3 separate regions of the Homo sapiens genome follow, and all the other regions are linked to region 1. The links are chromatin loops, found by intact Hi-C in ENCODE. Cell type or tissue: PC-3. All regions are shown on one strand. Region 1 overlaps GNG12-AS1 (GNG12, DIRAS3 and WLS antisense RNA 1). Region 2 overlaps WLS (Wnt ligand secretion mediator). Region 3 overlaps WLS (Wnt ligand secretion mediator).

Region 1 (8,000 bases):
CTTGGCCAGCAGAGGGCAGCAAATAGCTGTGGACTGATTAATTGTGGACAAGGGTGGTTTTAATTTTGAAGGCTAACAGAACTGTCCCTCCTGAGCCAGTTAGGGAAATAAAAGGTTGCCATGAACCTGTACGACTGGCCCCGACCCCTCCCACTCACCTTTGTGCAGGTTAGAATGATTGTCAGGCATTCAACTCACAAAAAATCTTGGTTCCATTTCTTCTCAACTTACTTTCAATTTCCTTCCTCCCTCCCTCCCTCTATCCCTGCTTTTCCTCCTTTCTCCGTTTTCTCTAATCATATTTCCCCCTGCCCCCACACTCACTCCTCTGCATCAAGCTAGTATACTGTACACACTCCCAAACTTTATCTGTACAATTGCAGCTTGTACTGCAAACCATGACATCTAGAGTGGATCCTTATACAGTATTCTTCCCAACCAATGAATGCTGCTAAACCTAGTATAATTTTTTAAACAACATGTAATTTGATAACTAGACCCAGAGAGGTACTATAGCTTGGCCAAGAACACACAGCAATTAGGGGTAACGTTAGAGCCCTAGCCAAGGCCTTCTGCTGTCCATTATACAGCCTCATCACACATGTTCTCTTTTGCCAACAGGAGGCTCGTGTGGTCCCTGTTTGTCATCCAGTCAATACGGCCATCAGCTTCTGGCCCCAGACACCTTTCCTCTGCACTGTGGCACAGAGGAGCAGACTGCTTTGGAGGGCAGCTTCCTGGGAGCTCCAGGGACCCTGGCCAGGCGGCCACTGCCACTGACTTCCTCGGCTCACTGAGCCCGTGCCTGCAGCTCTCGTGTTTCCTCTGTGCTGCAGTGGACGCTTATCTTCCCCCGATGGCACATTTCTTTGTCACAGACAGGACCCTCACTGGCAGTCGGAGGTGAGTTCCCGGGGAGCTTCTGGGTCTTGTTGGTGCCTTCTGGCACCACTTGTGGATGGGATGGCTCTGACACCCAAGCCTCACCACTGCTCCGGGGGTAACCCAATGACATGATCTCCCCAGCTTGCTAGATCCTGTCCTTCCCAATTATGATCCAAAAAATCATGCTAGGATAACTGTCTGGAAAAAATATTTAATTGGTCTTCCAGCTGGGAAACAAATTCTATATGAATTGATGAGAAAAAAAAAACAGAATTTTTAAAACTAGAAAAAATGTGGGTGACCTATTATCTTAGGGGATATTTCTTTAAGCATGAAAGCAAAACTAGAAACTATAAAAGAAAAAATGTACAGGTTGACTACATAGAAAAAAGCTCTATATCCTGGTAAACATCCAAATCAAAATAAAAGCTAGTGACAAATGGAGAAAAGTTGAGCTACCCGTGTAACAGACAAAAGATAAATATACTAAATCAGACTCTCAAGAAAATGGATAAAGAATCTGAACTGACAACCTAAAAATATCAAGTCATAGGAACATGAAACATGCTCAGTGTTACTGGTAATGAAGTAAATGCAAAATTCAATTTCTGCATCTTGAAGTTGCAAATTTCAAAACTACGTAGTGTCAGTGAGGATGCGGGCCACAGCCTCTCTCATTCTGCTGTTGGCACAGTTCTGGAGGGCTCTGTATGCTTACAGGTGTCCATGATAAATGCTTTTCTGTGTAGCCTTCATCGCTATCACCTTACTATCTATTGCCTCCTCCCTCCCGCCTTCCTTTACCACACCAATATACTTCACAATGATAGGGATATTGTTTACTGATCTGCCCCAAATGCTTACAATAGCACCTGGCCCGGCTGGTTGTGGTGGCTCACGCCTGTAATCCCAACACTTTGGGAAGCCAAGACGGGCAAATCACAAGGTCAGGAGTTCGAGACCAGCCTGGCCAACATGGTGAAACCCCATCTCTACTAAAAATACAAAAAATTAGCTGGGCGTGGTGGCAGATGCCTGTAATCCCAGGCTACTCAGGAGGCTAAGGCAGGAGAATCACTTTGAACCCAGGAGGTGGAGATTGTAGTGAGCCGAGATCACGCCACTGCATTCCAGCCTGGGTGACGAGCAAGACTCTGTCTCAAAAAAAAAAAAAAAAAAAAAAAAAAAGCACCTGGCCCAATATTAGATGTTCAACATATGCTTATTGAATGAATAATTGATCTTTAACCCAGTAGTTCTTAGGAATTGATACTAAGGCAACAATCAGTGATGTACAAAAAAGATTTATATCCAAGGATGCTCATTTCAACATATATTGTAATAGTCAAACTTTGCAAACCACTGAAATGTCCAGTAAAAATTATGAACCATCCTTTTTAGAGACTATAATAGTAAAGTCATGAAAATCATGTTATAGAAGACAACACAATAACATAGAAAGATTTCCTAGATATATTTTGAAAAGGGCAGGTTATATAACTGTCCAGAAATTTATTTTCTATGTATAATACAATCTTAATGTATATAAATCTACACATATATGCATGGAAAAACTTGTGTAAGAACATACTGACATTTTAACAGTATTTATCTTTGGATAGAGTAATTGTAAAATGTTTACATGTTTTTCTTTACTCTTTCATGTATTTTTGCAGAGTTTCTGTGATAGGACCATTTTGTTTTTGAGACTGGATTAAAAACAATGTAGCAGAGGCCATGGGTGCCTCACCCATATTCCTCAAGCTGGCCCTAGTTCCAAGTAGCTAAGAGCCTGGCGGTGGCCCTCTACCTACAAAGGATGGGAGTGGAGTGGCTCTCTCTCACAGCTTCCTCAGCCCCAGGGGACAACTCTGCAGCATGTTCCTCACAGCTTGACAGAGGCCCTGGCCGTGCACCTTGGTGGCTGTTCTTTGCATTCCCTTCTTCTCAGCCTTGCTTCTCCATGCCACCTCAGTGCTTCCTGGAATCACCTTTCAAGCCAGCTACTTGCACACAAATCCTTGTCCCAGAGTCTGCTTTTAGGAGGAGCCCAGGCTAAAAGGCACAAACGCTGTTTTAAAAATCCTGCCCACTCCGTGTAAAGAACATCAGCCAAGCATGGTGCTATAGAAATAACTCCTATCTTGGCTGTTCCTGTGTGTAGTTCACTTTCAATCTCTCAGCATCCCTGAGTTGAAGAGAGATCTTGCTTAACTGGGAGGGAAGGCCAAGGGGTTTCTGGATACAGGAGCCACCTTGGGGATCTTAGAGCCTCAGAAGAGGCAAGGATGTACGTTATAAGAAGGGGCTGTCCAGATGATAAATGAAATTAATAAACCACCCCTGTGATGCCAGCACATGGCTCACAGCAGATCTGCATCAGGCGCCTACCATTGCCCTAGGATGCCATTAACACCTACTCTTCCTTATGAGGCTTAGAATCAGGGCTGCTGAGGACTTCAGAAATCATCTCATTCAGGTGGGGTGAAGGGGGTGGGTAGCTTCCCTGAGGGTCCCACAGCAAGAGTTAGAGACACAGCCAGGACCAGAACTTACTGAAAAGCAATAATCCAAGGTCTGACTTGGGTTCTGAGGATTTGCTCAGTTATAGATGTCATTCTCGATTTGGCCTGAAGAGGGCAGACACTTGCCATTCATGGAGGTGAAGAGCTTGTTTTTAAGGCTGGACTAACATCTCCCAATAAGGTCATTTGGTTCTAGTGAGAGTTGCAGCTCACAACATTCTTGACTCTTCTGCTGCAAATATGCTACTGGAAAGACACTGAAGTTCACAGACTGAAGTTCCTTTAGTTCCAACTCTGGCACTGTAATAGGTGACCTTGCACAGGTCACTTCACCTCTCTGAGTCTCACTTCTTGTGAAGTAAGATCTCTACTCCGTGACTGAGAAGGTGGTATTGGGGAGTGATATGTAACTTACAAAGTTGCATATTACAACACACATCACTGCTGTTAAGTTCTGTGTGTGTGTGTGTGTGTGTGTGCGCGCGCGCACATGTGCACACTCGTGATGGAGAGAGCTTGATAAAGGAGAGAGGCCTAGGCCAAAGGAGCTTTTTCTGGCCTCAGGTGAATATATATTTGTAAATTCTCTAGCAATTGGAACCAATTCACTTTGTACTTGGAAAAGACTTAACTGCTTTTACTTTATATTTCGAACTGTACTTTTTTAAAAGCTAAAGATGTCCCTTAACCTAACTGGTGTATGGGAAAAAATATACATAACAGGGATATATGTAAAGTTCTACCATTAAGTCAAAAATATTGCTGAATACAGAGAAGGTATTGGTAATACAAATTTTTAAAACTAAGTATTTAGTGGTTGCTTGGTCATGAGAAGCAAAAAAGTAAGAAGTGAGTATTTTTAAAAATCCTGTACCATTTTCCTAGGACATCAAGCCCTAGTACAGGAAGGGACATTTTCACACTAATCTGTGCCAGCTGGAGCAGTCCTGCCATCTGAACATCATATTTTGGAACCCTGAGAAGCTAGGATGCAGTTAACAGGTAAGTAGTAATGGGAGAACTTTCTAGAAACCATGTCTGGAGGAGGGGTTCAGGAGCTGAGATGCTGAGCCTGGGGTAGGGAAGACTTGAGTGGGGCAGGCCCTACAAAAAGGGGTTCCATCAATCCAAATAAGGAAAAGTCACAAAGGAAAGGTCTGGTCTCAATAGTGAAGGGCATTGTTCCCTGAGAGATCAGTGTGTTGTCACAGGAGACAGGAAGCTCTGAACACTTCAAGACATGCTTAGAAGGCCCCCCGATGTCAGCAGAAAAGGGGCTGCTAATGTCATCTCAGAAACCAAGTTATCCCCATGCAACAAAATCAATCACGTATCAAAACATGATGGAGAGACAGCCTGCAGAAGTCAGATGGTTCCCGGAGCACTACAGGATAAAAAGGACCTTGAAATACAGAAGACAAAGTACAGGCTCATGAATGTCTGGACACACCAGCAAATTGAGCCTGACCAACTGCACTGACATCCTGATGAGTCAGCTTGAATCAAGAAGATGGGTCCCAAATAACTCAGGGTCACGCAGCAGAGAGAGATGGGGATTAGTCAAGTGTGTTCACTCTCTCACCGACTCTTCCTGATTGAATTCCCACACTATGCTAGGCACTTTTTAGGGAGCTGTGTATATTTTCTTTGGAGGCACAGGGTTAGGCCATTATCTCTTCCAAGGACAGCAGTTTCTCTGTGAATTTATTCCTTGTCCACCAAAAACCTTCTATTTCCTCTTTTAGCCTCCATGGTTACCTGAAAATAGGAAGGAAGGAAGTCTACGATGATGGAGCCATAAGATATATGCATTCTTTACTGTAAAAGATCACACAGAAATTCTAGTTTATAGATTCCCCAATGTTACCATTCAGCCTTTGGAAGCCTGATTCAATTTGAAAGAGTAGATAAAATATAGTTTCTAGAACTGACAAGGTGAGGATGAGACCCAAGACCAGGGTGTGGCCACTACCATGTGAACACTGGGAGGTCCTCCAACCTCCCCTGACATTTCTCTTGAACTTCTCAAAGTTACCTGCTTGGACCCCAGGGGTATGAGTTCCAAGGGCCCGATCAGCTATGAGATTATAGGCTGAACTCAGGCATCAGAATTGTTAGAGCTTTATCTCAGTTCTGAGAAATGGTTAAAACCACCCTTGGGCAGTCACACGTGGAATCACTTATTTCATTACTATGGACATTTTCTTGTAGGAACAATACATAGTGAAAATCCACTGGGATAACCAACATAAAACTGATTTTGTTTTCAGTTTGATATAGCAATTGCATTTTATTTGTTTGTTGTAAGTATTGGTAAACTTTCTTATTTTTTAAAAACAGACATCTGTAAAATTATATACTTTTTTCCTATAATATCCTTTAAAGCTGCTTGAAAAATGTTTATTATGACAATGTATAAAACTGGTATACATGGCCAATAATAAATTTTTTCTCTAGGTTGATGGTCCTTACTAAAAGCATTTTCTCACCTCTTGAGTTTCCACTTCTCTTTCCACTGATTGAAATGGGTTGCATCCAACCTGCATTCTTGAAATGGAGACTTCTTTAGTGAAACTCCAACACCCACTACACATCGGTGGAGAAGGCAGAACAGCCAGGGGACATACTGCAACCCCTCTCCTCTGGACCTCAAGTTTCTCCTCCACTGTCTATTTGTTATTTCTCTCCTGTCTCAGGATGAAAGTGTCTTTTCACTCCTTCGATGCTAACTCATCAACTTGTACTCTTGGTCCCAAAACTCTGATTTGGCTTGTGGCTTACATTAGCTCCTCAACATCTTTCCTTCATGGCTGGATCTCACCCTTCAGGTTTACAAACTTAGTTCACTTCCCTGCGGACTAAAAAACACAAGTCTCCATTTTACTCTGGCTCTTCTCGGAGCAACCATTTTACCTCCTTCCTTCCCACCACAATTGCCCACTGACTCTGCTACACTTCTCTGTCTACCTTCTGCCCTTGCCACTTAAGAAGGTTACACACATCCAAACCACCAAATCCAAGAGACTTGGATCCTTAAATGCTGCTGAACCTCTGAGGACATCTAACGTTGTTTCTTTCGTCTTTTTTCCTTATGAATCTGGTTCTTTCTTTGAAACCCCACATTTCTCTGATTTATCCACCTTATCTTCTTCCCCTTTCCTATAGAATATGGCCATGTCTGGCTCACCACTCTTGGTGGTCATCTGCTTGATGTTTTACTGCTCTGCCCAGTTGTCCTTCTTCCTCTCAATGGTGGTGGCTGCCCAATCTGCTGGACCCCTCAGTTCTAATTGTTAGCTCATTTCCTCAAAGAGATGGCTTTTAAAACCTAGCCCAGGCAAACCCAAACTCATCATCTTGCCCACTGTGCTAGATCTTTTCTGATTGTTTGCCCAATTCAAAATGGATTCTCCATTCTTTGGAGATGGACACCGATCTATAAGGTAGGCCCCAAGCAGCCATTTGACCTGACTTCCTGGTCACAGGTGACTGGCACAGGGACAGCCACCTGCCTAAGACTCCTGTTTTTAAGTGAGAGAAACAAGAACTGGATAAAGACTCAGTAGTGAATGGTACTGCTCTGAGAGAAAGGTGCATGGATTCCTGGTGCTAGGGGCCCTTAGAGCTGCCCCACTTCCCATCTTCCTGGTTAATTCAACTCTTCCATGGATCTCTCATATATGCTAGGAAAGTTCTAGTACAGTCTGTCTCTTAGCTAAGCTTGCTAGAGTTGGCTCCTACTTAGAAAACTTTAAGTAGTGAATCCACTGACATTTGTCATCCAAGAATCTCTCTCTCTGTCCGAAACCCCACCCATTCCCTTCCCCAGCGAGGGCTTGAAATTTGACTCTGATCGATCTTTCTGTGCAACCCACATCCAGAACATTCAAACCTTGTGCATTTTATCTCCAAAATAATCCTCTCCTCCAAGTCCTCTGCTACTGTCCTGGTTCCAGTCTCTGTGATCTCTTTTCTGGGCTTGTCCAGCCTCTCCAGGCTCCAGTGATCATTCTGATCGTATCACTTTTCTGCCTAATATCTGAGGCTAAGTCTTGTAACTCTTACCACAGCATTAAAAACCCTTCTCCATCTGGCTCACAGGTGCACAGGGCTCATCATCTGCTATTTCCATTCCTATGTGCCAGCCAGGCCTGATCGCCGACCTTATCCAAACATTGTCCATGCTTTGCATCTTTCTTCTATGATTTTTGTACTGCTGATCCCTTTGCCCGTTGGCTCTGGTAAAATCTTTCTCCTTTAAGGTCTATCTAAAGTCCTTTTCCTAACCCAGGGGATAGAGAAACGTTCCCTCTATCTTCTGGGACAGGAGTTCCCTGCTGGACTGGGAGGCACGGCTCCCTTTGATTCCTGGCACTGCAGTGGTTGATTGGTAAGTGGATATTGAGTGCACAGGATCGTACACCATCCCAATGTCCACCAGGTTAGGAAAAGGCCTAGAGAGAATAGCCAAAGTCAAAGCATTTTCTACTGTCACTGCTTACCACGCTTTAAGCCAAAGTCAGGAAAAGGCAGGCTAGGGGTGCTGAGTGGTGAATTACATGGACTGTGCCCCAGACCTCCAGACCTCAG
Region 2 (8,000 bases), 77 kb after region 1:
TAATACAGGTAAAGTACACAGAAAGTGCCTGGGAAGTAGTCAATAATTGTTTGCTATTACTATTACCATTTTTACTTTTATTAGAATTGGCTCAAAAAGAACCCAAAGAGGGCAATGCTCAAAGGGAAGAAAGGGATGAGAGGAGAGTACACTTAACTGATTTGGTTGTTTAGCTTGAAGGCAATGTCCAGCTGCAGGATAAACAGCATGAATTGGAACCAAGGACTCATCTCCATGTGGGGGAGGGGAATGTGAACAGAAAACACGATGTCATTGGCTTCAATTTCCCTTGGAATTGCCTCTTCAATGTCTCGGATCTTGTCACAATGATTGGGTCCCCAAGGCACGAACCATTTTGTCTTGTGATGGTTCTTACGGGCATCCACACATTTCACCGACATGTAGGACACTGCCGTTGTGGGCCCTGGAGCTGAAAAGAGAAAGTTTGTCTGTTTTAGAAAAGCCATCTATTGAAACTACTGTTTCTGGTTAATATTCTTTCCACTGCTGTGTTCCCTCCAGCTTTTGTATCGCCTTCTACAAGTGGGGCTCAGCAATACTTAGGGATCTTCCAAATCTGGGTGAGGATCTTTCACTGACCTCCAGAGGTGTCATAACAGTATCTCTGAGAACCTTCCCATTATGTTTTCAATTGCTGTGAAAGAATACATTTGTAACCAGTCTAGTTATACTTCCCCACTTCAAAACAATGTCACAAAAAATCAACTGTGCTACAGTTCCCACCTGATTGAGGTCTTGGAGAGCTCTGGTGCTTCATAGAGAACAGTATCTAAAGTCAGAAGACCTTAGTCTTCAAACCTGGATTCGAAGCCTGGTTAAAAACCTACTGTCAGTGAATCTTGGGTAAGTCAGTTAAATCTGTAATAGCTTCAGGACCCTCATCTGAGAAACGGAAGAGTTTCTAAGATTCCTTTTGGCTCTAAAATTGTACAACATTGCTTTTGCTTAAGATAAAGAACTAGGGGACACCAGTTAGCTTGGTACCTAGCAGAGAATGGGAACTCAAACACTGACTGATACTTCAAAAGTGTACTAAAATATAAACGATGCACTTCAAGACAGCAAAGCAACTTTGAAATGTGTAACTTTAAAAACACTATTTTGTGATTATATAATGGTTATATGATTATAATATTAATAACTTGGAAAATACAGAAATTTTAAGTTCAAAACAACATTTACCCAAAATCCCACTAGAGGGAAGTAACCACTGTTGGAAAATGTCAAAATGCCATCTGTCTTTTCTATGACTGTGTAATTAGATAAAAAGTTTACACATGAATTAAATTGTGTAACTTTAAAATATACGCAAATATTAACACATATTTATAAAATAGTTATATCATGCATAGTTTTGTAGTCTTTTCTTTTTATTCACTTAGAAAAGCAGAGTATTGTGTGATAACACCAGCTCTGGAGGCGACCTGTCTGGTGTCAAATCCTGGCTCTCTCATTTTTAGTTGTGTCACCACAAATCCACACTAGGAAAGTTTTGGGCAAATTACTAAGCCTATCTCTGTATCGGTTTTATCATCTCTTAGATGGCAATAATAATAGTACTGATCTTTCCAAGTCACTGCATATTTTAAACAAGTTAACATATGAAAGCACTCAGAGTAGTGCTTGGGCACACACAAAGTATAAAATATTAGCCATTATATCATATTTTCTTTATAATTAAAATCTTTCAGTTAGTAGTTGCAAAATAGTCAATCACACAATACACCAAAATCAACTTCTCCTTCATCAGTTTGTAAAGGCTATCTATAAGAATAATCCTTTGCCTAATATGTTTTGTTGGAAATTTCTCCTAAACTTTCCATCTGCTATCTAAATTTGTTTATGCACATTTAAATAGAGAAGTTCCAGATCTTATATGGAATCCCTCTTTTATGTTTTTCCCCCCATGCTTTTGTGTTTAGAGAAACTGACCTTCTTCATCTCAAAATTCAATAGTCATCTATATTGACTTCTATTTATTTTTTGCAATTTCATTTTTTCTAATATTTAAACAGTTGATCCATCTGAAAATTGCTATAAGAGATGCAGTGAGGTTCTAGTTTTATTTCTTAAATATTTAAATTATAGTTGATTGAACAGACCCTCCCTTTTGTTGATTTATCATATCACTGTTAATCTTTATGTATGTAAGCATGTTTCTGAACATCTGTTCTTTTCCATGCATTAAACTGTCAATTCACGGGTCAGCACAACATTGCTTTGAATTTTATAAATTTATTATTTTTATCAATATCTGCTAGAGTAACTCTCTTCCCCAATCCATTTCAAATTTACATCTTTTTGCTAGGATATTGAAGATTAAATTAAATTTATAAATAATAAATATATAATAATAAATTAATGTGGACAGAATTAGCATCCTTCCCCAGCGTTTAGTTTTCCCATCCAAGAACAGTACTTGTTTCTCCATTGTCTACAATCTGTTTTTAAATTTCTTGGAAAACTTTCATTGTTTTCTTTATGTGGGTCCTACTAGTATATTTTAAAATAGATACATCTATAAACCTTTGAAAGTTAGTAGTTAAAAGAAAGTGTCATCAATTATGGTTTATGTGTGTGGTTTAAATATGTGTATTTCTGTGCATCTGATACTTGGTATATTATGTTTGCAGAAATTCTCTCTTATTTAATAGAGATCAGATAGCAATGGAGAAACATGAAAAGCAAAAAGAAAGTTATATAACGGGAAAAATGTGTATTATTAATATTCTGCCCTACTTCTAATGTTCGAATCCACATTATTTTTCTATTCTATTAAACATCTATTTTAATGATACATTTTTAGTAAAATGTTATGTTTGTAAGAAGTTAGGACAATGCCTATTAATACTTACCAGAAAACTCAACACTACTAAGCTCTAGCTGAACATCCTTCATGTAGAAGGCTGAACACTGCAATACAAGTTGCCACTAACCCCTGCTACAGACGTTTTTCTTTAAAACTCAAAACTGTATCACGAAGACCTCACATCTAATCCATCTAAAATCAGACATCTGACTTATTCTTAGAAATATGAGTCAATCAAACTTTGGTTATCCTGACTCAGCTAAATAGCCCACTGACATTAGAAAAGCCAAATGGCACATTTAACTGAACCCTTTTTAATGTGGTTGGAGAAATAAACAGTGAGACAAAAGTCATGAATTCTATTTTCGGCTAACATACTCAAACTGACTATTTGCTGCAGAAAATAGTTACTACATTTTAAAACTTCTATTCTTCCAAAATGAACCTAACCTTTTTTTCTTTATTTTTTACCTTCTTGAAAAACAAGTCTCTCACTTCTCAGGCCAAAACGAAAAATAACTAGCTGAGTTCCTCAGCTAAGCTCCAAAACCACATTCCAAACTTAATAACAGAGAAGCTGAACACTTTATGGTCACAAAGTCCGCATTTTTAATGAATGCAGTGAACGCCTGCCTTTTTAGGGGCCTGCATTATTTTCATCCTCTCATTAGTCTAGTGTTTCTTCTATAAAGAAAAAAAATCCCAGAAATACTAATATTTTCATAAATATCATGGCAGTGAACTTGGAGAAGCCTCAAGTGCATCTCAAGCTATACTGTGAGAATCACAATTTTTTTCACTTGAATAAATTAGTCCTTGAGTCTCAAAAATGCTTTCCATAACTTCAAAACCTGAAGATAATTCAACATTTTCCGTTTTTCTAATAGTGTTCAAAAGAGAAAACACAAGTATTGCTTGAGAAAGTAAACAGACATCCTGATATTCAAACATGGACAGTTAATGTTCCCCCAATAATATATTTACAGCTCAGTGCAATGTCCTACTCCAGCTAAAAGTGAATTCCCAAGTGTTTCTTTATATAGACAGCATTATCACGTAAACCAAAAGCAAAGCTTACAGCTGGTAGCTGGTCACCTACCATAGAATGTGTTTTCATTAGCTATAGTCAAAATTTTAGCTACATGGGTCACAAATTGTGTCTAGAATCAAAAAAAGTTTGATCTGTCTGTAAATTTTTTTAAAGTGTGTGGGATTAAGAGAAAAGAGCTAAATGGAGGAAGTTTAAATCATCTTCAACCTTTGAACAAGCCACAATAACAGGTATTTGTAATGAAGGCCTTACTTAGTCACTTGCGTGGTTCTAGGGATTAATAGAGTTTGTGTATTCAAGAGGGGGCTGGATAGATTCAGGTCAACAAACTGAGTCATGTTTGCTCAGGTGAAAGCTAAAAATAACCACTCCCCAGTATTCCTAGGAGAGTAATGCAATATTACCCAGCTGCCTCAGCACACATTATAAATGTCTCCTCCACCCACCCATAGTATAAGGTTTAACTGAAAACAAGTAGGCCAAAAACTACTTCTACACCAGACCAATTCAATGACAGAATAATTTGGCCAAAACTAAATATGCCTAGTCACTGTAAACTGGTTAACTCATGGTTGGTTAAGATAGCCTTGGGAATATGCACAGAAGTTATAAAACCATGAGCTATTCATTGAAAATGCAGTCCATTATGAATTCAGTTCTTTTTACTTTATCAAACATGACCATTTTATTTTGTCTGTATTTCAATACAGTATTTTTGGCCTCCACTTTTCCACTACAGCACATGAATTGTGAAATGTGATTCTATATAACATTTAATGTTAAAGTGATATGAAATCAATAAGACTTCTAACAAATTCAAGGTGTGAAGAAATGTACAAACACAACCTGAAGTCTCTATGAAAATTCAGTGGTCCCTCAGTTACACACATTACTATGGCTCACAGTATATTGTCCAAATTTGTCTTGAGTATCTACCATGCACTAGACACTGCCGGTTCTGGAGTAAACCTGATAGGCACCAACCATATGGAACGTACAAATAACGGAGGAAGCAGACAATAAATAAACAATTTCAGGAAAAAATAATTTTGATGAATGTTATATGTAACCTGACATTCCCTGAGAAAGGGCAACAGTCAGATATTTGGGAGGTGGGAGAAATGAATACACCAGAATGACAGAAAAATCCAGTCATCGTTACAACATAACCTTGAATAAAAATGTAAGTGAACAATGACTAAACCTGTAGTACTTCTTTTGGAAGAATATTCATTGACTCCAGTCAGCTTCCTGTTATTTCACTTCAAATGGCTATCCAGTTTACAAATTACTATCTAGCCAACCGCTAGCATTTATCATGCTTAAAATTGAGTCAACATTAAATCATTAGCCCCTATTCCTTCCAGAACCTGTAATTTAAGAGTTAGAGAGAGACAAGACTTGGTTGCCTCTTAGAAAAGTTAAAATAAAACTAAAACAACAGGCTGACATGACACATTGTCTCCATTTAAGCCAACATAGACTATTTATTTCTTTGCTTTATTATGAGTAATGAACATTTCTTTAGCAATCACCTAGGAGCATTACTATTATGCAGGTACCGTACTAACTAAAGACAGAGACGAATGGCCTCCCAGACCCCCATTTGCTCACAGGCTAGTGTGGGAGGCTGAGAAGTTCACAAAGAATTACACCCTGATTGGAAATTTCTTTGACAGAGGTTTGCACAGGATGCTCCAGTTGTAAAAAGAGCTGAGGGTAGCTTTCGGCAGGGCTTAGCCTTGGAAGAGAGCAGGTAATAGCCAAGGGAGAATGGGGGATGGCCAAGGAGGGAAGGTGCTGAGGTAGAGATAGAACATGTGCTGGGTCATAGAATATCTAAAACAATCATATTTTCTGCAGATATCTGTGCTTGAATATTAAAAATTAAAAAGAGATCATTTAACGGTGAAAACTGTAGTACTACTCTTATCTCTGTGTCCACCCTTGCCTTTTCTAATCAGTGGTATAATTCTACTAGAGTGCCTTGGCCTCTGCTCCCAATCATCCCTGCTGTACTCTATAGAGCACCATAAAGAAGGAATAATAAACAGAGCCACACATAACAAAGAACTTTTATTTGGCAGGAATGTTTCCTTTTATGACACCTATCTCTGCCCTGTAAGTAGCCACAAGGCCAGACCAGAGATCTGCTGGAAGGAGGCGGAGTGAGAGGGTAGTCAGGTGGGAATGAAGAAGCTCCCCGTCCTATTCCCACAAATGGCCCCAAAGAGCCTTTGAAGTCTCAGTCATCAGGTAATAATAGCCTTCCTCTAAATTAGAGGAAGAATGTCTGCCTTGCAACAAAGATGATATTTAAAGAATAATCTGCTTTGGGGTACAAGGGGAAGGAATGCAGAGAATAGACCAGTTGAAAAGGTAATTCCTGTTTATAAGAATTAATAATCAGAACAGCACCATTTTAAAAAGTAATGACTTAAAGTAAAAATGGTCAAAGATTTCAGAAATGTTTTAGAGAATTTTATGTTTACAATAGAATTTATCTAACAAAAATGATAGGAACAATACACATTGATTTAAAAACATACAAAAAGTTGGTAGCAGATACTTTCTCCTACTGACTTGAGACATTGATTTAACACCTGAAAACTAATCTCAGTTAAAAAGCTGCCAGCACCATCTCTCCACCTGTAAAAATGTGAATATTTATTTATATTTTATAATTTCATTTTATTTATTCTCTATCTTGTTCCATAAAACATTTTGGGGTACTAGAACTGGTTATTAGCCTTTATTTTTTAAAAATAATTGGGACTGATTTCAACGGATAGAATTAATGTTGGGGCGGGGGTGGGCAGAGACTACAAATTACTTGGTCTATGTCTATATCTTCAAAAGTTTGGGGAGCTTATATTCTCCAGCTATTGCTTTTTTTTTTTTTTTCCAGCTATTGCTTTTGAAACAACAGCTGGGAAATATAAGCTCCTCAAACTTTTGAAGCAATAGCTGAAGAATGAATATAAGCTCCCAAAACTTTTACCTGATCTATGAAGTTGAATGGCTCAATATCCATTTTACTTTGAAATGTAGAGAAAACCTCCATTGCACTATGAATGGTATTTATAAGAACTAAAAGGCATATGCCCAAGTTGGTTCTAAGCTCTGCCTATCTAAATATCTCTGCTTGCCTTATGAGAACTTATATAAAACATATTGAGCACTTAAACCCTTGGGCAATTGCAGAGTGTGCTTTGGATTTTTTGAGTATCAAGGTGGGGAGGGTCGAAAAGAGGGAGAAAGGGAACACAGGTGTCAGAAAAGACTAGATGAATTCCTGTTATGTAACTACTTTTTCAAATGCCCCCAAAGTACTTATTTAACCTAAGAAAATCTTTAGCTAAGTTTAGAAATTAGCTTTAAATATGCTCAATTGATTTTCCTTAGACATTCCACATGCCTTTCGCCAGCTCAAAAGCCTTAATTCTGGTTAAAAGGAAACATGTGAAATATACTGCACAACTTCAGTGGCCAGATCATATTAACTGGCTGAGCTGTGAGGTCTTATGAGCCAAACCTGCTTACCATTCACTGAAAGTCAGTTCCTAAAAAGATTTCTTAATATCTGCCATACCACTTATCTAAGTTTTGGGTGGCTAATTAGAATGAGCTCTTCAAAAAGTTCAGCTAAAGAAAGTGCAAATATTTGCATTAAATTGACTTAGTACTTAAATGATTCAGTGTGTTAATTCTTTTACTGAAATTGCTCTGAAGTTATAGTAGACACTTATGCTTTCTCCACCACCTACTTTGAAGAGAAGATTCTCCTATATTTCAACCATACCCATTAAATCTTACTAGCTTACTAAATGAAGTATTATTTCACAATTCAATCTCAATTACTGGAGAGCTGAAAGTGTGTCTACAGAGACTAGACCAGAAGTGATTTTTACAATTATCAAAGCTATGCCCTTGTGCATGAAATGGGGTACGCTAAGTGAAATGAAATTCATTCTTGCCAGCCACTTTCAGTCAGTTAGTTATGCTAACATCTGTTCTAGGAAAGCTAATTTTTTTTAATACAGCAGAACATTCCTTTACACTGAACCACTACCACCAAAACACAAACATACATACTACATAGCAGAGTTGAATGCAAAA
Region 3 (8,000 bases), 54 kb after region 1:
TCCCCCCAAACCCCTGCACACACACCCCTGAAATCCCTGTGCTAGATGGACCATCCAACTCTATTTTTGTTTCCACCAAATATTTTTGAGCACCTACTGGTGTCCTCGCACAAGATTGGATGTAAAGCCTAAAACCATAAAAACCCTAGAAGACAACCTAGGCAATACCATTCAGGACATAGGCATGGGCAAAGACTTCATGACTAAAACACCAAAAGCAATGGCAACAAAAGCCAAAATTGACAAATGGGATCTAATTAAACTAAACAGCTTCTGCACAGCAAAAGAAACTATCATCAGAGTAAATAGGCAACTACAGAATGGGAGAAAATTTTTGCAGTCTATCCATCTGGCAAAGGGCTAATATCCAGAATCTACAAGGAATTTAAATTTACAAGAAAAAAAAACAAAAAACCCCATCAAAAAGTGGGTGAAGGATATGAACAGCCACTTCGCAAAAGAAGATTCTAATGCAGCCAACAAACGTGAAAAAAAGCTCATCATCACTGGTCATCAGAGAAATGCAAATCAAAACCACAATGAGATACCATCTCATGCCAGTTAGAATGGCGATCATTGAAAAGTCAGGAGACAACAGATGCTGGAGAGGATGTGGAGAAATAGGAACACTTTTACACTGTTGGTAAGAGTGTAAATTAGTTCAACCATTGTGGAAGACAGTGTGGCGATTCCTCAAGGATCTAGAACCAGAAATACCATTTGAACTAGTAATCCCATTACTGGGTATATACCCAAAGGATTATAAATCATTCTACTATAAAGACACATGCACACGTATGTTTATTGTGGCACTATTCACAATAGCAAAGACTTGGAACCAACTCAAATGCCCAGCAATGATAGACTGGATAAAGAAAATGTGCCACATATACACCATGGAATACTATGCAGCCATAACAAAGGATGAGTTCATGTCCTTTGTAGGGACATGGATGAAGCTGGAAACCATCATTCTCAGCAAACTAACACAGGAACAGAAAACCAAACACCACATGTTCTCACTCATAAGTGGGAGTTGAACAATGAGAACACATGGACACAGGGAGGGGAACATCACACCTGGGCCTGTTGAGGGGTGGGGGGATGGGGGAGGGATAGTATTAGGAGAAATACCTAATGTAGATGACGGGTTGATGGGTACAGCAAACCACCATGGCACATGTATACCTATGTAACAAACCTGCACATTCTGCACATGTATCCCAGAACTTAAAGTATAATTAAAAAAAAAAAATACTCAGAGAAGTTCCAAATGCTGTATATAAATAAATACAAATCTTATATAGAAATAGGATTTGGAACTATATACATGTATATAAACATAAAAATGTATGTTTATATATGTCTATAAAGAGTGAAACAATTAAACTTCTTCTATAAAAAAAAGAGTAGGGATAAAAAGGCATATAAGGCAAAGTCATTGCCCTCAAATTGTTTACAGTAAAGTGGTGAAGGCAGGTATATAAATAAGTATAATTCCATGTAGTTTGTACTGCATTAGAAGTATATATGAAGTATACAGTCAGCACAAAAAGATCAAGAGTTCTGAGTAGAAGGTCAAGAATTGTAGCACAGAAGACACAATCTTCTGGCTCACCCTACTGAGAAGAGGTGATATTTACCAATGAATTGCAGAATAGGAGTTCACTAGGCAGCGAGATAGGAAAAGGCATTACAGGCAGAGGAAGCCCCATGTATAAAAAGTCACATAAGCACAAAATAGCAGGGAAAGCAACTAATTCAATATGGCAGGGAATGTGAGAGGGACTGGAGGGAACAGGGAAGGCTAGAGAACAGGAAGGGTCTAATGACAAAGGGAAGAAGCTTGCCCTGAGTGCTGCAGCATTTTGCTTAGAGGATGTTAAAGCAAAGGAGGAGATTCTGGCAGCTGTGCGGAAGACGGACTGGGATGGGGGGCCAGGTAGACAAAGAGACATCCTAAGGAAACTGAGGCCCACTGCTAACACAGTTCTCAGTGTGCTTAAGACGATTTAACCTTGTGGAAAATACTGCCAGGAGGATATTTTCTAAGGAATTTGTTTACCAAAGAATCTGAACCCAATGATGAACCAATCTTTCGCTAACAAAGCTAGAGAACTCAGAACCATCTAAGTTAGCAAGTGTTAAAACACTGGAAAGCAAATGTGGCAACAGCACTTTCCTATTTGACCATAATCAACATCAATGTGGAAAGAAAACAAACCTGAAAGCAAGTGAGGAAAACACACAGTGGGTTTCTTTGCTTTCTCTCCAGGACACTGTCAGTACACAGAGCATTTAGAATAGCTGATTTGATCGTTGTGAAAATCTACCTGCGTGCCCCTCTCTCTCTCTCTCTCTCTCTGAATGCAATTAGAGAAGACAGCTTCATTCACACTGTGTCTAAAAATAGATGATGGCAGAGTTCACAGACTGACAGCTGCATTGTCATACAGTAACCAGGAAAGGAAAGGGATGGCTAATTTAACTTAACAACTTCCAAAACAAACAGTGCAGAGGGAGTCCAGGATAAAGAAAAAACACACAGGTCAGTTCTTCAAAGAGCTGGCAGAGGGATGGGGTCGCTCCATGGCAGTTTATTAGTCCTCCCAAAATCCTGACGAAACCAGCTAAGTATTTTGCCCAGATCTACCCAGAGTCCTTCAGACAAGAGCTCTGGCAGATGAACCGCTACAGAGATTCAGGCAATATTAGGCAGCAGGGCCAGGACTTTCCCTGCTGACTTCTTCATACATCCCCTGGACACAAGTAAGCTAAGAAGAGTCATGACGTTTTTCTAGGCAAGATAAATAAATGAGTTTTTTCCCCCTTTGCCATATCTAAATTATACTCTGCCTAGCCTGGGGCATTTAAAAAAAAGTTATCCAGGAAATAAACATGCATCATTAAGGGGCAGAAACCAGGTGTCTAAAAGAAGCAAACCATTTCTTTCCCTCCCTTCAGTCCTAAAATGTTTTCTGTTTTCCTCCTCAGTCTGCCTTGCCCAGGGAAGGGATTACGGTTGGGCTTCAAAAGAAACAAGGGAATAATGCCTGTGGACGGGTAGCAGATTCTCTCTGCAGCTCTCCCGCAGCTCCATGTTGGCTCTCAGCGCTGCTGCCAGCCAGCTAAATGTCAGATCACGGCACCCCAACATTCCCTCACTGCATACCTCCATCGCCCTGGTGACTAAGCTGTTTCAACAGCTGTGTTATTGCTGGAGTCAGGCCAGTGTTATTCACACGAAGTATTTGTTTCATACGGCTTATGTGGGGAATTATTGCACTCAGCTTTGGGGTTCTATTTAAAGATAAGGTCCTTCCCTTGATCAATCAGCCAGGACATTCCTCGAGTTGGGCTCCAGGAGACAGTGGGACAATATTCTACTGCCACCCGGGGTTCCAGATAATGGACAGATTCATAATACTATAAAGAAGGTGGATGAAGCATATGTGTGTGTGAGAGAATGGGAAGCATAATGGAAAACCATGACCCTTGGTGGAGCTGCGGAAGAACTCTGCTGCTCCTCCCTCAATAAAAGCCACCCACAACACAAGAGTGTTAAGCTGGACTCCCTTTCTGCTCTTCTTCTCCAGCCATCACCCTCAGCCTTTCCCTTAAAATCATTGCTCTTTCCTTTCGGGTCACGCTAGCACTGTTGCGTTGGTCTCTACATGCATCACTCCACACACCTGCCCCGAATGCCATCTCCTCCCTCAGCCCTTGGCTTCTCCTATCTCATCAAATGGTTTATGACCATTGATGTTCCTATCATGTAGGAAGCAAGTTGGGCCTGTTGGCCTGGTGACCTCCTCCACTACTCCACATCCTCTTCTGAGTGTGAGTAAGATAAGGGCTGTGTTACTAACTGCTGAGTTAATCAACCCAAACTCCCTTATATGGAGGGACAACTGGGAAAAGGAAAAGGCATTACATCCATGAGCTTTATGTCCTGTAGGTGGGACTAATTTCTATTTCTAGCTCATTCTAGGCTGAATCTCCATCAAAGAGGCCTACTGGCCTGTTCTCCCTCCAAAGTTGTTCTCACCAAGAGCAATCGGGCACCATTTTCTGATGCTGAAAAGATCTCAGAAATATGTTTTCTTATAAATGAAGTATTTTTAAAAGAAATAAAACAATGATTCCTAAGAGCTCACATTTTTTACTGCCTACTATGTGTAGACATTTTCACCCATGCAGATGCCAGCCAGATGGAAACCATCACAGGCAATTTCAAAGTGAGGAAACTGAGGCCCATGGCCATGCTACCAATGTGAGAGGGAGGCAAAATGAGAACCCAGGTTTGCCTGACTCAGCAGCTCAAGTACTTTCCCCTTATGTCTCTCAGTCATGGGGTAGGAAAGTTAGGACACCCGCTTCTTGCTCTAAAAAGGCCACTATTTAGCCAAACAATTTGAGTAAGTCACTTTACATAATGTATTATTTCATGAAATACTACAGTTGGATCATAGGCTTACTAAGATCCTTTCTAGTTCTAATATTTCATGAATGTAGAAATCTAAAACACCTCCAGCTGTTGACTGCCTTCTATACTTAAGGCACTGAGGCCAAAACAAAGAGCTATAAAACCATGCCTGTCCTCAGGGCACTTATAATGGAGTTTGAGTGACAAAGGATAACAAGTTGAGTTTGACTAATGGAAGAGTTAAACAATTAACAAATACAAAAATACCAGAGAACCAGACTACAGGGCAGTGCTTGAGAAATAACACCGCATACCAGCATGACTATACAAGGAGAAAAGTAGATTTCAACAATGGTAACACCCCTAACCCGGAAAATACATTTGTGCTGCCAGCAGAAAGAAAAGAAGAGACAGAAAACGCTTGCAGGAAAAGCCAGCTACTAGAAGGGATCCCGTCTGTTTCACAGGAAAGCTTTGTTTCTGACAAGTTTCGTAAAGGAAAAAGTAGGCTAGAACAAGCTTTTTTATTTCCAACCCACCTTTTCTTCGTTCCCATGAATGAGGAGGGGATACAAATGAGAGCAGGCAGCCAGGGACAAAAATAATATGGCTGGTGGTTCCTGACCTCTTGGATTCCTGCCAACAGAGAAGCCTGAGAGGCAACATTTAATTGTGGAAAAACCAGCCTGGCTCTCCTCTTATCTTTTTCCTCTGTGACTTAAACCCACAATTACTGGCAACCCCTAGATTCCGAGTCACCCAGCTGGTGGTGGCAGCAATGGCTGTGTCTGTAGCTGAAAAGCAAAAGGGAGTCAGATTTTACCTGCCTCCGAAGCCAGCCCTGGGAGCACAGCCCTAACCCAGCTTGATGACTTCTCCCATTAAAAGGTTCACAGATGCCCTCCCGTTGGGAAAACCACCAAGTGAGAAGTCCAGATGGGAAAAAAAGAAACACGATTTTCAGCTGCTGTATAATTCAAAGGACAAGCTACGAGTCTCAAATCCTGAATTCCACATTTTATTTCAGCACTAGAGATGTGATGTTCAATTCCTTTTCTTAAGAAACAAACTCCAAATTTCTTAGCTGGTCATCAAGGCAACTCACCTACCAGGCCCTCTGTCTTTCAGCAGCTCATCTTTTTTCTCTAATATGGACACTTTTCTACAGCCCAACAAATGGGCTTACCGTCCTTTGCACATATGTTATTTCAGAGCATTTCATGATAGAAAAATATGGTCTTAGTCCTCACTTTCTCACCTAGAAATCACTTTGAAGAAGTCACTTAACTTCCATAATTTCATACTTGTTTAAATTTAAAACTTTTTCTCCAGTAACAGCCTCACAGAGGACAGTAGAGATTTAACCTTGAACATCTAGCATTGAGCCTGCAGAGGAGATGCATAATCAACGTTTCCTTCTCTATACCTAATGCCTTTGCTGAGTTACCTTCATCCAAAAGAATGTTCCCATTGCTAACTCTTGTCCTGATCTTTTCTTACCACTCTTCCACTCCAAGAGGTTGTCTCCCATACACCTCTGCTCCCATCTTAATATTCTTCCATTTCAAAATATTTTAATTTACATGCTGCTATGTTTATAGTCAAATATAATTAAATCATGCCTGTGGGCACATTCTCCTAAGGATGCTAAGAATTTTCCACATCTTCTATTTTAGGACTTTATCCAATTGCTTCAGTGCTGATCAGCATGCATTTTGGTACTCATGGGGCATACCCTCATCGGGATTCATAAACCTCTGAATTCCATGGGTGAGCTTCAGGGCTTCCATTGAAATATGAATACTAAATGTGCAAATGGGGTCTATGCATATTTGTCTCCCAAGGTTAAAGTCCTTGACCTGAAGTTAATAACCACTGTCCGGAAGTAATGAAAGGCCTGTGGCTAACATCCATGGACGGGGTCCTTTTTCTGAACACTCAGCCCTGCCACCTATGTTTCTGGGCTTCTATGCTCTCTCTGGAACACAATTCCTCCTTTCTATTCAAGTCCGAGAATAATAACTACTCACTCTTATTTATTTATTTAGAGACAGAATCTCAACCAGGCAGGAGGGCAGTGGCGCAACCTTCTGGGCCCAAGCAGTCCTCCTACCTCAGCCTCCCAAGCAGCTGGGACTACAGGGGCACACCACCACATCCTGATAATTTTTGTATTTTTTGTAGAGACAGGGTTTCACCATGTTGCTCAGGCTGGTCTCGAACTCCTGGGATCAAGAGATCTGCCCTCCTGGGCCTCCCAAAGTGCTGGGATTACAGGTGTGAGCCACTGCGCCCAGCCAACTATTCACTTATATTGAGCATTTACTATATGTATCCAGCACTTACTATGTAAAAGCCTCACATACACTATTCTAGTTTAATCCTTACAACAACCCTATAAAGGTAGTACTACTATTCTATTTTATAAGTGAGGAAAATGAAGTACAAGGAAGTTTCAAAAACTTCCTTGCCAAGGGTCTCATAATTTATAAGCAGCAGGCCAAACATTCATAATTTATGATTCAGCCCAAACACTCTGGCTTGAAAGTACTTAACCCAGTGCTGGAGTTGTCTCTCCAAGCTCTTTCACTTTCCAGAAAAAAATAAGACTGCCCTTGGACTGTTTCTTTGCCTTCACATTGTAAGTGATCACAGATTCCAACGCCTTTAAAACTCCACCTTTGACTCAATCAAAACATTTCCTTTTCCGTGAGTTAATCATTTCCCCTTCTATGTTTATGGACTCCTTTGGGTACTTAATGCACTGAACACACTGGTGTAATTTTTTAATTCTCTCTCCATGAATTAGACTGTGAGCTCCTAATTATTTTGAGTACACATGGAATATTTACTGTGCCTGGAATTGTGCTAAGGATATAACAATGAACAACACAGTGTCCCTGCCTTTAAATAATTCACTCTTAGGCCAGGAGTGGTGGCTTACGCCTGTAATCCCAGCACTTTGGGACTTTGGGAAGCCGAGGTGGGCAGATCACAAGGTCAGGAGTTTGAGACCAGCCTGACTAACATTGTGAAACCCCGTCTATACTAAAAATACAAAATTAGCTGGGCATGGTGGCACACGCCTGTAATCCCAGCTACTCAGGAGGCTGAGACGGGAGAATCACTTGAACCCAGGAGGGGGAGGTTGCGGTGAGCCAAGATCACGCCACTGCACTCCAGCCTAAGCAACAGATCGAGACTACATTTCAAAAAAAAAAAAAAGAAAAGAAAAGAGAAAACTAAACAAAAGAGGGTTATGATGGTTTCTGAAATTGTATTATGAAGAATAAGGACTTATCTTTATTTCTTAAATCCTGAGCAAAATGCTAGCATGTAGTACAAGTCCCAATAATGCCTATCGAATGAATGAATGAAATTGGGAAAGGGTTTTCAGATACTGAACTGCTAAACTGAAAGATCTACCATCCCATCATGAAACTCTTTGAGGTTATTTATACACTGACTCACCTAAAAACTGCTTCCTGTGTTGGTGTCTATGATACATTTTTTAATGTCAGACTAAAAATACACTTCCAGTACACCAACCCTGTCTGCCTACCTAAGGAGTAGA

What was found. A loop is a pair of places that touch in the nucleus more often than their neighbours do. Peaks named below come from ENCODE experiments on the same cell type or tissue, not always from the same donor. Only the 100,000 strongest peaks of a DNase experiment are listed, where the experiment ranks them.
Region 2: a loop joins it to region 1, with 5 times the contacts of the local background. A loop is called at or near these places in 3 of 110 quality-filtered maps.
Region 3: it touches region 1 in a loop (2.3-fold over the local background); 6 of 110 quality-filtered maps call a loop at or near these places.

The regions. Positions count from the first base shown.
Region 1 is chr1:68,116,830-68,124,829 of GRCh38, forward strand. GNG12-AS1 (GNG12, DIRAS3 and WLS antisense RNA 1) reads left to right here. Exons shown (of 10, transcript NR_040077.1): 7 at 622-903; 8 at 4,296-4,412. It also overlaps a transcript of WLS not described here. Among named protein-coding and RNA genes, the nearest start is that of MIR1262, 63 kb to the right of the region's middle. RefSeq lists a silencer at 1-131. In PC-3, a CTCF peak has its summit at 3,525 (motif pointing right); DNase peaks (open chromatin) are centred at 22, 3,542 and 4,902; H3K27ac peaks cover 358 bases.
Region 2 is chr1:68,193,798-68,201,797 of GRCh38, forward strand. WLS (Wnt ligand secretion mediator) reads right to left here. Exons shown (of 12, transcript NM_024911.7): 2 at 158-430. All of the region lies in intron 9 of GNG12-AS1 (GNG12, DIRAS3 and WLS antisense RNA 1), which reads left to right. Among named protein-coding and RNA genes, the nearest start is that of MIR1262, 14 kb to the left of the region's middle. RefSeq lists an enhancer at 5,847-6,348. In PC-3, no CTCF peak of the experiment used is centred here; DNase peaks (open chromatin) are centred at 4,214 and 5,114; H3K4me3 peaks cover 1,798 bases; H3K27ac peaks cover 3,034 bases.
Region 3 is chr1:68,171,069-68,179,068 of GRCh38, forward strand. The region is part of intron 2 of WLS (Wnt ligand secretion mediator); the gene reads right to left. All of the region lies in intron 9 of GNG12-AS1 (GNG12, DIRAS3 and WLS antisense RNA 1), which reads left to right. Among named protein-coding and RNA genes, the nearest start is that of MIR1262, 8.5 kb to the right of the region's middle. In PC-3, no CTCF peak of the experiment used is centred here; DNase peaks (open chromatin) are centred at 3,203, 3,873 and 7,923; H3K4me3 peaks cover 1,035 bases; H3K27ac peaks cover 1,981 bases.